Regions from separate parts of the Homo sapiens genome. Here region 2 is linked to region 1. Evidence: chromatin contacts called from ENCODE Hi-C or POLR2A ChIA-PET data. All regions are on one chromosome and are shown on one strand. The core of a region is the stretch at or near the end of the contact, and the rest is flanking DNA. Distances in the headings are between cores, read along the strand shown.

The links. Hi-C counts contacts between places; a loop is a spot of excess contacts on that map. ChIA-PET counts read pairs that join two places held with the same protein, here RNA polymerase II (POLR2A). Pooled maps may share reads with other maps.
Region 2: a loop to region 1 is called in a map with no recorded cell type, with 5 times the contacts of the local background. The contact joins the promoter of PRPF19 here to the promoter of MS4A7 in region 1. A Hi-C loop is called at or near these places in 10 of 37 single-sample maps with no recorded cell type and 7 of 50 pooled maps. POLR2A ChIA-PET finds 5 or more read pairs at or near these places in 1 of 52 experiments (GM12878).

The regions. Positions count from the first base shown.
Region 1 is chr11:60,375,089-60,381,091 of GRCh38, forward strand. MS4A7 (membrane spanning 4-domains A7) reads left to right here and starts at 3,444. Exons shown (of 7, transcript NM_021201.5): 1 at 3,444-3,576. RefSeq lists enhancers at 2,476-2,715, 3,396-3,445.
Region 2 is chr11:60,902,825-60,908,827 of GRCh38, forward strand. It overlaps PRPF19 (pre-mRNA processing factor 19), which reads right to left and starts at 3,761. Exons shown (of 16, transcript NM_014502.5): 1 at 3,540-3,761; 2 at 888-1,037; 3 at 635-711; 4 at 1-57. The coding sequence starts at 3,558. PRPF19-DT (PRPF19 divergent transcript) reads left to right here and starts at 3,955. Exons shown (of 2, transcript NR_186697.1): 1 at 3,955-4,019. RefSeq lists a silencer at 3,354-3,453 and enhancers at 3,393-3,980, 4,094-4,213.

The DNA of each region.
Region 1 (6,003 bases), core at 2,194-4,693:
GCTATTCTTAACATCAGTTCTGTTCCATTGGTCTATTCACCTTGTTACTAGGCTTATTACTAGGACTATGTAGTATGCTTCCTCACTGTTCTATTTGAACATTCTAGGAGAATGAAAACACCATAGAGGAAGGTGGTTTTTTCTGTTCTGTCCATTGATGCAATCCAAGCACCTAGAACACAGCCTGGCACAGAAGAAGCACTCAAACTGTGGTATTTCAATGAAAAGTGAGGAATATTTTTCATGTGGAATTTTTTAAAGGAATGTTGTGCCCTACACCTTTTCAGTAAGGAGATTTTCTGTGAAGTACTACGCGAGGCCTGCTGTGTGCATGGCGAGATCAGCAGAGGCAGAGACCAAGAGAGGCAGAAACCTGGCAGAGCTGCTGAGGATGGTGTAGAAAGAGACTCCCCCATGCTTAGTCATCCCATCATGCCCATTGTCATGTGTAGCCTCCAGTTATACAAAGCTAGAGATGCTCAGCCTCATCCCCATTTGAGATAATTGCATTCTTTTGCCCTATTCATCATCACTGAATGGTGAGTCCCAGCAATTCTGATATCAAGAGCACCAGGAAATAACCATTTGTTTGTATTTCACTTGGAAGGTAGGGTCTCACACCAGGTTTGGGGATTTACTGTTCAAGTCCAGATGACCAGTAAAGCAAGTTCCTGGAAGTAATAATATAGCAGTTAAGAGCACAGTCCCAGCCAGGCACAGTGGCTCACGCCTGTAATCCCAGCACTTTGGGAGGCTGAGGCGAGCAGATCACGAGGTCAGGAGTCGAGACCATCCTGGCTAACACAGTGAAACCCCGTCTCTACTAAAAATATAAAAAATTAAACAGGCGTTGTGGCGGGCGCCTGTAGTCCCGGCTACTTGGGAGGCTGAGGCAGGAGGATGGCGTGACCCCGGGAGGCGGAGCTTGCAGTGAGCAGAGATCCCGCCACTGCACCCCAGCCTGAGTAACAGAGCAAGACTCCGTCAAAAAAAAAAAAAAAAAAAACGATCACAGAGCACAGTCCCTGAATTAAGATTACCTGGATTCAAATCTAGACTTCATTACTTTCTAGGGTGTGTGACAGGGTAAGTTACTTAACCTCTCTGTAATTTAGGTTATCAGCCAAAAGACAGAAACCTTCTGTTATTTTAGCAGAGAATACTTGCTAGAAAGAGTCATTACCTGTGTATTAAAGAACTGCAAAGGCATAAAGAAAACACTGAAATAATACAGACATAGAAACTGCATGAATCAGCCACAGCCCAGTCACTACTAACTCCCTAAGCAATCCCTGGCCTTTAGTTTCCCCACCTGTAAAATGCTGAAGTTGGGGGGAAAAATCGTTTCACTTTCATTCCGGTGGCGTGATACGAGATTCTAAGAAACAGGGAGAAAATTCCGTGAGTGGAGCCAATAACCAAGTCAAACATCAGGGGGGTCTATGAACACTGCTCCAAGGAATCTCTCTCTGGATAACCAGACCTTGTGCCCTAGCCCCAGCCCGTCATCTCCACTGCTAGAGAAAAAAAATACAGTTAGTCTGTCCAAGGCTGTTAGAGTCCTCCAACATATAAGACGCATTTCCATTTTACTAGCTTCATGGTCTGCTTGGGGTGGGGATGGCGGGGAGATCGTATCCTTGAAGTAGGCACTAGGACTGTGAGTCACTTGCCTGTCTAGAGCACCAGGACTGTTTGCAAAGGGCTGAGGAGATTTCCATCAATGGAAAAGAGCATGAATTTAGAGTAAACATAGATTACACTTAGAGATCAGAGATCAATCTAGAGATAAAATACACTTTTCTCTAAAGGGGGTGGGAGAAGATGTTGGACAAGAAATACCAGATTTTCTTAATGGTTCATTTATGTCAGGCTCTATGGTGGGGACTTTTATGTTATTTGACTTAATCCTCACAACAATTCTGAAAAATCTTTTTTCAAATTTTATGAGAAAGTGAACTGGATATTTAACTGATTTTCTCACGAATTCCTTCTGAGGCTCAGAAGTGTGAAAGAAGCCCAAATGACCAAGGTTCTTTAACAATTTGGTCAAAACAGGTCATAGACCCAGAGGAAGGTCTGGATCCTGGAAGTTTTCTTAAGCAAAGACAGTGCTTGTTGTGGATATGAAGATGTTGACTAAGCTGGGCACAGTGGCTCACACCTGTAATCCCAGCTTTGGGAGGCCAAGGCAGGTGGATCACCTGAGATCAGGAGTTCGAGACCAGCCTGACCAACATGGTGAAATCCTGTCTCTAGTAAAAATACAAAAATTAGACAGGCATGGTGGTGGGCACCCATAGTCCCAGCTACTGGGGAGGCTGAGGCAGGAGAATCACTTGAACCTGGGAGGTGGAGGTTACAGTGAGCTGAGACTGCACCATTGCACTCCAGCCTGAGCAACAAGAGCAAAAAACTCCATCTCAAAAAAAAAAAAAGATGTTGACCAAATGGCAGACTCTTGCCATGAAGCAAGCCCAGACCTCAGTGCCAAGAGATGTGAATTAGATTCCTGCCTCTTCCACAGACTAGACATGTGACTGGGGGCAGATTCCTTCAGCAATATCACCTCATTTGGAGAAGAACTGGACTAAAATACCCTCCAAGTAGTTTATGAGTTATTTAAATCTCCCAGGCTTAGGTTTGCTCCTCTCTTAGGGGATAGCCTTGCCACCCTTCAGGAAATGGAGACTGTATATGGAGCATGTTGTGCCGCCAGCTGCTGCATGTCCCAGAGCCATCTTAAACCCTACCCTTCTGAACAATGGCTAGTCTACAAGAAGCCTTAAAAGGGATGTGAAAGTGGCAACAGTGTCCCCTCAACAACAAATACTTCCCCAAATATGAGCTTGTGTGGAGCCTGATGACTCTGCCTCTGAGGCCAATCCACTGGCATCTTTCCCAAGATGTGCCTGGACTTCCCTGAGCATGAGGCCAAAGATGGAGAATGGAAACACCCAAAAGAAGTAACAAGGAGACACGGAATTTTCCACAGGTTGCTTTCAGCTTACCAAGAGCCTGGAAAGTGAGAGAATAGATTCTCCAAAATTCAAAACTAACATTACTATTATCAATATTTATTGTCTACTTTTTGTAAACTCTTTGCATCTTTTTTCTTTAATTCTCCCAACACCCACAGAGTGGAATTATTATTATCCATCCACCATTTATTTAATAGACAAGAAAACTCAGGCTAAGCAAAACTAGATGACTTAAATAATTCTATGTAGGAGTAGGGAAAATGAATTTTAACTGGGACCGTACAAATCACTAGTCTGCACAAAGGTCTTTTTCTCATGTGTCACTTCTATCTTGTGTCATTTTGCCAGACCTCAGAATTTAGAAAGAGGAAGCAGAGGCACTTTTTATATATCAACTGTCTGTAACTACAGCAAAATTCACATCCTGTGTAATCATAAATACTGCTCTAAGAAAGGGACAGGAAGTCTCAGAGGCTGGAGAGCAGAGCACCAAGATCGTTCTGGCAGGAACAGCCAGTGGGAGGTTCCAGCTGAGCGCTCCCCAGAGGTGAGCTGATCCCCAGCCACAGCACACAGGACCAGGCTGCGAGAACAGGTAGACACCTTGGTTTAGATCATGACTTTTGGGGAAGATTGTGTGCTTTTGAAAAGACAGCCAGGGAATTGGATTATCATCCTGTCTCTGATTCTGACCACCTGTGTGAGTTGGAGCGTCAGCTCAGTCCCCTTTTTGGGTCTCAGTTTACTCACTTGTCAAATAAGAAAATTGGGTAAAACCATTCTTAGGTTTCCCTCATTGAGGTGATTTTCCTCAATGTTCTGCATTCTCCTGGTGTGTCACTCAGTCTTACAGAGTCTACTCTCAACAAATACTGTGCAATTAGACTGAATCTTGCATTAGAACCCCATGGTCCTACTCTAATTCTGTAATACAGAAAATTGCTGGGCAGAGCTGTTGACCTCCATGTCATGATTTATCTTCAAAGCACGGATTTTAGAGCTGTCTTGAAAGCTGTGGGTCCCTCCAGTCTATCTCCTCAAGGCGAATGTGGAAGGACAAAGCATCCTCTCAGACTGTGGTGTTTGGAGATGATAGCATCAGTCTGGAGACTTTTGTGAAACATAAAGAATCTTGGTTATATAGGATTCCTTCTAAAAGTAGCAACGTGTATCTAAATTCAAGTGTCATAGATTTAAATGTAATAATTCCACTTCCATACATCACTGTGAGATAATTAAATGCAGGAGGTATCACAAAAGTGCAAAGATGTTCATTATTGCATTGTTCATAGTGGCAAAAAGAAAAAATAGAAACCACCTAAATAGTCATGAACATGTGATTGATTAAATGAATCTAGAGACCTCCATTTATTTAAATATACCATTTGGCTTTTTGGTTGTAGTAAAATATGCTTAAAATAATTGTAGCCTTTTAACCATGTGTTTTTTTGTTGTTTTTTGTTTGTTTGTTTGTTTGTTTTTTAATTGAGAAAGAGTTTTGCTCAGTCACCCAGGCTAGAGTGCGTGATCTCGGCTTACTGCAACCACTGTCTTCCAGGTTCAAGCGATTCTCCCATCTCAGCCTCCTGAGTAGCTGGGATTACAGGCACTCACCATCATGCCTGGCTAATTTTTGTATTTTTTTAGTAGAGACGGGGTTTCACCATGTTGGCCACGCTGGTCTTGAATTCCTGACCTCAGGTGATCTGCCCGCCTCGGCCTCCCAAAGTGCTAGGATTACAGGCATGAGCCGCTGCACCCAGCCTTAACCATTTTTAGGTGTACAGTTCAGTGGCATTAAGCACATTCACACCATTGTGCAACCATCACCACCACCCAACTCCAGAACTTTCTTGTCTTCCCAAACTGGAACTCCGTGCCCATTAAACAATAGCTTTCCATTCCCCTCTCCCGCCAGCCCCTGGCAACCACCATTCTACTTTCAGTGAATTTGACTCTTCTAGGTGCCTCACATAAGTAGAATCATACAATATTTGTCCTTTTGTGACTGGATTATTTCACTTGCCATATTGTCTTCAAGGTTCATCCATGTTGTGCCATGTATCAGAATCTATCATTTGCTTTTAAATTTAGGCTTTTTATTATTTCTATTCATCGGTCAAAGATGTCTACAGAATAATGTTGAGTACAAAAAGAACAGTTATAAAATGGCATGGATAGAATGACTATTTCCGTAGAATTGTGAATGTCTGTGAACATATATAAAGAGGAGAGAGATAAAGTGACAGATGGGAAGAGAGAATGTAAAGAATATGTGCATAGGAAACAAGAGTGATCGGGTGGCAGTTGAAAGTTAAGGAGCTAATTTGTTTTCTTCTTCAAACTGTATTCCCTTGTAATGGTGGTACTTTATGCACTCTTTCAAACAGAACAAACAGTTAAGAAATAACAAAGGAAAATAAATGTTCATGGTATCAGATAGGCTATAGCCTGAAAGTATCAATTAAACTTTCGAGTCCTAGCTTCAGGCTGAGAATCAAGCATTTTCTGCAGTCCTTAGGTATGAGATTCGAAAAATAAAGAAAGGAACCCAGAACTCAGGAGGCTGGTGACGAAGACTAGTAGGAAGGAGTCTAGTTGGTATATTTGGGCTATTGAGCCACACAGAGCAAGGTAAAAGCCAAGTTTCTACAACATGAAAGCAAGTTGGGAAAAAGAAATCTTCAACCTATATTCCCTAAGATCAGCAATGTCCCTGGGAGAGGATATGGAACTGATGAGTGGCAGCCAATGCTTCAACAATAGGGGAGGAAGAATAGAGAGGATGAGAATCAGTTGTAGCTAGCCGGGCAAGAACAAACCTACAGGGATATAGAAGAGCTCTGGTGTTAGATGGCCTGTGCCCAAATCTTGCCTCCACTACCTGCTAGATAAGCAATCTTGCACAAGCTATTTCACCTCTCCAAGCCTCATTTTTCTTATCTTCAAAGTTCAGCACCCATCTCTGAGACTGCAGATTAAATGAGACTGTCACAAAGCTCTTAATAGAATGCCACATTCA
Region 2 (6,003 bases), core at 2,511-5,010, 530 kb after region 1:
TTGGCGGGTTGTCTGCAGCTGCTGGCGCAGAGTGAAGCTGTGCAGCATGACTGCATCCTGGGAGAAGCAAATATCATTGTAAGGTGAGGTGGGGGGTGCAGGGAGTACCCAGTGGAGTCAGCCCTTGGGGAGGGGATGCTGCCTCCTATCCCAGAGCCTAGACCAGTATCAGTGACCCAAACAATATCCGAGCAAACACGAATGTGCCGGCAGACACTCTTGAGCTCCTACCCCAAGCGAACCACTGGGCACACAGACAGGAGTGGGAGCCAGCTCTTTCCCATCCCCACCTTCCCTAACTTACTGGCAAATCCCAGCTGTCATGCCGTCCCCTCTCTAAAAGAGAATAACAACACTGCTGCTGCTGCTATTTATTGATCGCCCTCGTTGTGTCAGGCACTGTGCCAGACAGTCCTGCAGGATGTATTCAATCATTCAATTCATAACTCTAGAGCACCTACTATGTACCAGGTGCTGCTCTCAGTGCTGGGGATACAACGAAGAATAAAACAAATCCCTGATGTCACAAAGTTTACCCTCTAAATAATGCTCCATCCTTCCTACCCCCAAGTCCTAACCCAGCAATGCATTCTCTTCAAGTGGGGAAGATGCTGATTCTCTTGCAGGAACTCACCCACTCATCCTGCAAAGCTTTCAGAATGGCCGGGATGCTGGTGGCTGAGGGAGGCTTGGGCCGGATTGGGTGAGCAACTGCCGAAAGGGAAAGCAGGTATGAAGAACATAACCCAGGGGCCTCCCCCGCCATCACATCTTTTCCTTTTAGCCATAAACAGCCCACCATCTCTTCCTCCAGTGCACTGGCACCACCTCCCATCCTCTCAGGCTCTGAGCTAAGATGGCCCTAGACTAAGGCAGCCAATAGGCACCTTTGATGTCGATGAGCTGCTCCTCGGAGAGAGGCTGGTTGTTGATGGGGTCGGTACCATTCTCCGCAATGTACTTCTCGATGAGCCGCCGCTCATAAACATGATTAGAGACAGGGGATACACATGGGTGCTCCGGCACTTCGTTAGAGACTGTAGAGAAAAGGCTGGTAGTGAGCTTGGAGTGAAGGCAATCTTGGGCCTAGAGGATTCCTCATCTGCTATTAGCCCCAACAAGACTAGGCATCCTCACACTCAACTAGCAGAAAGCAAGACATTTGACCCTAAGCCAGTTCTGTACTGGCCCCAGAATGCTTTCCAGCTATGGAACTACCTTTTCCTTTAGTCTCCTGACTGAGGAGATAGTCTCCTGACTATCTGACAATCATATAGTCAACAAATAATTATTAACAACTACTATGTGCCAAGCACCTAGAGAATAGCAGTCCATTATCACCACCTCATATCTGAACAATGATTGTGTACTCTATGAATACAGTTTACTCCATGACATGGAGATACACATGAAGCCATTCAAATCCCTGCCATCCATCTTAGTCTATAGCTCCAGACAGATTATCAAAGAAATTATAAAGTCTGAGAATACAGGAATAACAAACTCAGTTTCTCCTATTCTCTGACAAAACAAAATACTTCTGTGACCTCAGATGTGACCATCTGGGTGTCCTCCAATTCAATTCTGACACCAGGTACCTGGAGATAGTGTCAGATCATACAGGTTGAGGTCTCAGTCCCACCAGACTCCCCGCCCCTTCAGATGCCAATCGCAAGCCCCAGGTTGTTTGACCTGTTCTTCTGATCTACCAGCTGTAAATCAGGGTTCCCATGACCTCCTTTTTGGGTTCAATTAATTTGCAACAGTGACTCAAACAATTGTGGGAAACACTTATGTTTACCAGTTTATTGTAAAGGATATTACAAAGGATACAGATGAAGAGGAGCATAGGATGAGGTATGGGAGAAGTACAGAGCTTCCCATGCCTTCCCTGGGCACCCCACCCTCCAGGAACCCCCACATGTTCTGCTATACAGAAGCTCTTTGAATCCTGTCCTTTTGTATTTTTATGAAAACTTCATTACAAAGGCATGATTCAATAAATCACTGGTCACTAGTGACGACTTCAGTTCCTCTCATTTCCCCAGGTAAATGGGGGGTAGGACTGAAAATCCCAACCTTCTAATACCCTTTAGTCTTCCTAGGTGACCAGTCCCCATCCTGAAGCTATTGAGTCTACCAGCTACCAGTCAACTGATTAGCGTACAGACACTTATCACCTGGAAGATTCCAAGGAGCAAAGTGGCAATCGCTACAATAAAAATATTTAAAAATATTTACATGGCACATTTGCATGGCACATTTCTATGTGCCAAGCACAATTCTAGGCATACAGTACAGTAATTCATCTTCACAACAACCCGCAATAGAGGTATCATTTACACTCTTGCCTGCGTAGACTGTGCACCCCTTGAGGATAAGGATTACAGCTGGTCTCTCACTTCCAGTACAATGCAGATGCCCCCAGGGCACTCGGTAAACATCTAACAAATGAGTGAACCATGCCAGGAAGGATGGTGCTGGGGAACGTAAAAGAGAGCTTCCCGAAGATTGGAAGGAAACAATAAATGTGAAGGTACTTTGCGAGCTGTAATTTCTTCAAAGTGAGGGATTCCTTTTCCATCATTTCCCTTCCTTCTTCCCCCTCTTTGGATCAATGTACAGGTTCTGAGAAGAGAAGGAAGTGAATAGCAAAAGGGAGGGGAAACGAGTAATCTGATGAAACAACGAAAAGGGAAAGGAAAATGTCTGTACGTCATGATAAAATATCAAAGGGAAAGATAGTGGAAGGTATGAAAAAAGCATGGATTCAGGGTCCAAGATCCGTGTCACCTAACTACGTCACCCAGCTCTGCCACTGACTAGCTACGCATCCTTAGATAAGCCCCGCTCTTCCTGCGCCTTGCATCCTCATCTGCAAAACCAGGATCTTTATTTCTCCTTTAGGGAATTCTTGTGAGGATAAAATGAGATCATAGACTTGGAAGCGCGTTGTAAACCAATAAGGGCTTATAAATGTGCGCTGTTTTTATTAGTCATACAGTGTAAGGCTGGGAGCCAGATACCTGGCTGCCAGCCTTGCCTCTACCTCTAACTCATCATGTGACCTTTGCAAATTGCAAAAGCTCCGACTATCCGAGCGAGGCCTCGCAAAACATCCACTGCAATGCTCTCGATTTTGCAGATGGGGAAACCGAGGCCCAGAGCCTTGAGCCAATTCATAAAGCCAATGGGAGGCGGACCCTGGACAAGACCTCGAGTTTTCTGACTCCTACATTAAGGCTGCTTCCCTTGCACCAGCTCTCTCTGTCCAGACCTGTTTCCACTCTGTAGAATGAGGCGACCGGCCTCAGTAATGTCTGCGACAATAAACCTCAGGCACTATGTAAACTGCGGGGCACTGCGCAAATGCACCCCGCTCCGACGGGGGGGGCTCCGGTGCTGACAGGCCGCCGCTCGGCCTCCGGAGCGCCCCATTCCCGCCTCCACCCCGGCCCGGGCGCCGCAGCGGACCGCACACGCTCCCGCGCCGCTCTCTGGCCTCCTGAGACCCGCGCTTGGCCGCAGCCAACACTCACTGGAGCAGATTAGGGACATGGCGCCGTCACCGTGCTCCGAGGCGCCACACGCCGGGCTCCGGGACTAGCTTCTGAGCCTCCGCGAGCCACTTCCGGTCCCCCGCTGCTGCCGGGACTGCTCCGCGGCGAGCTGGGAGCCGCCAGCCGAGCGATGCTAGCGTAGCGCTTCACGTGGGAATGGGGACAGCCGCGCGCCACAGCCTTCAGCACCTAACGGAAATTGCCCTTTCCCAGAATGCAGCCGGGCAGGAAAGGGCCCGCCACGAACACTCGGTTATTTCCGGATTGACTCGGCTCGTTCCGTAAAGCGCCGGAGGATTGGCTGGGGCGTCGGGAGAGAGGAGGCTCGAAACTACATTTCCCATGACGCAGTGAGAATTTAAAACCAAAACAATTGGACAGCACTTGTTTTGACAACTGTGCGGCACTGTGCCACGGGACCCTGGTCTTTGAAACCTTGGCGTGCGCGAGAATTTCCCAGTGAGTTTGTTAAAATGCAGATTCCTCGGGTCTGCGTAGACAGACTGTGCCCCACGCTTTTCTAAGTCAGTTGTTTCTCGGGCTACCCTTTAAGAGACACTGCTGGATGGCCTGGTGAAGAAAATACAGAAACAGATGGGTACAAGAACTAAGAAAACGGCTAAGAAAGTGTTTTGGTCCTGACTACTACCATTTCGCTCTGTGATTTGGGGCAATTCACATTGCCCTTTCTTCTTTGTCAAAAGACAAAATCACAACAAACTTAGTTCAAAGATTTTTTTTTTCTTAAGAGACGGACTCTGGCAATGTTGCCCAGGCTGGAAGGCAGTGGCTATTCACAGGTGCGGTCATAGCAATCATGGCTATCACAGGTGCATCCTGGAACTCCTGGCCTCAAGTGATCCTTCTGCCTCAGCCTCCGGAGTAGCTGGGACTTAAGGTGCGATTCTATAGAATTGGGCAGTGCCTCATACTATAAAATATAATGGTTGTTCCAATGAGCTGAACAGGAGAACTTGGTTTTATAGACAGAAAAGGACTGAGGAAAACAGGAACAGAGAACAAAAAGCGGATTGGTCATTTGGTAATTTCAAAATTACTTTTCTTGTAAAGGTTAAAGTGGAGGGGACTTATCATGCCACCTAAAACTTGCCTGTTTGGGAATTTAGCTCCCCCCTACACACACACACACACACACACACACACACACACACATACACACTCAGAAGGTCGTAAAGATCTTCGTTTCAGCTTATTGGCGTGGAGCTTCAGCAGGACTAACTCTTTTTAGCTTGGTCTGTTAGGCCTAGCAGAAGAGCTCAGTCCAAACCAATGGCCTCCTATAAATTTCTTTATTTTGTATTTTGGATTTTGTATTTTCTATTTCTCTTCCAGCTCAGATAGTGTATGATTCTTTGTGGATATCTGTAAGATAAGATACTCTCAGGAATCATGCAAAAGACGTGGTGTGGACTGTAAGGTATCAAGACAAAAGGGCAGGATGAACAGGATGTGAGTGAGAGGGACTTTGACAGGTGGGCAGTATTCAGAGGAGAAGGAGAACGAAAGGCATTCCGGAAGAAGAAACAACGTAAGCAAAAGCTTGGAGAGAAAAATAAAAGTTACAGGTACAAAAGGCAATATGGCATAGTGGCCAAGAGCATGGACTCTGAAGTCAGACTGTGTGCTCAAATCCTAGCACCACTCAGGTGATTGGCAGTATGAACTTCTCTATGCCTTAGTTTCCTCATCTGTAAAACAGAGGGAGTGATGACAAGGGTAGAACTAACTCACTGAACTCTTATGAAGAGTTAATATGCAAAAGGGCATCTCATCTCTGTCTTGCACCAACAAAGTAACTTCCCACTTGTTCCTTGCTTCCAGCCTGGCCTCCTCCTCCTAATCTACTTTCCACAGAGCAGACAGTGATCCACTTTGAACGAAATATCTATTCATGTTATTCCCCAGGCATTTCATTCATCCAACAAATATTGATTGGGTGCTTCCTATGTGCCAAGCCCTATTGTAAAAACTGGAGATAGAAAAGGTCAACAAGAAAGACACAGTTTCTGCTGTCTTGGAGCTTACACTCTACTGTGGGTGGTGGGAGCACAGAGACAATCAACACTTAAGAAGAAAATTCCAGAGTAGTAAGTGCTATGAATACAACAAATCAGAGCAAGGTAGACAGAGGTGCTGGGGATTGGAGGAACGGCTACTTGAGGCAGGGCACTTAGAGAGTGCATCACTGAGGAGCTGATTTTTTTGCTGAGAACTGAATGAGGGTATGGAGCAAAAAAGTTTCCCCTCTGCCCTCTAAAGATTTGCTGAAATTAACTGACAATCGACAGAATAACAGGAGAAAAGGCATACAAGTGTATTAGTGTGTGAGTGTGCACAGGAGTAATACAAAATATGAGGCTCAAAGAAGGAACAGGTGGCTGATGCTTACTTAAATGGCACCCAGGAAAGACGGAGATGGGGG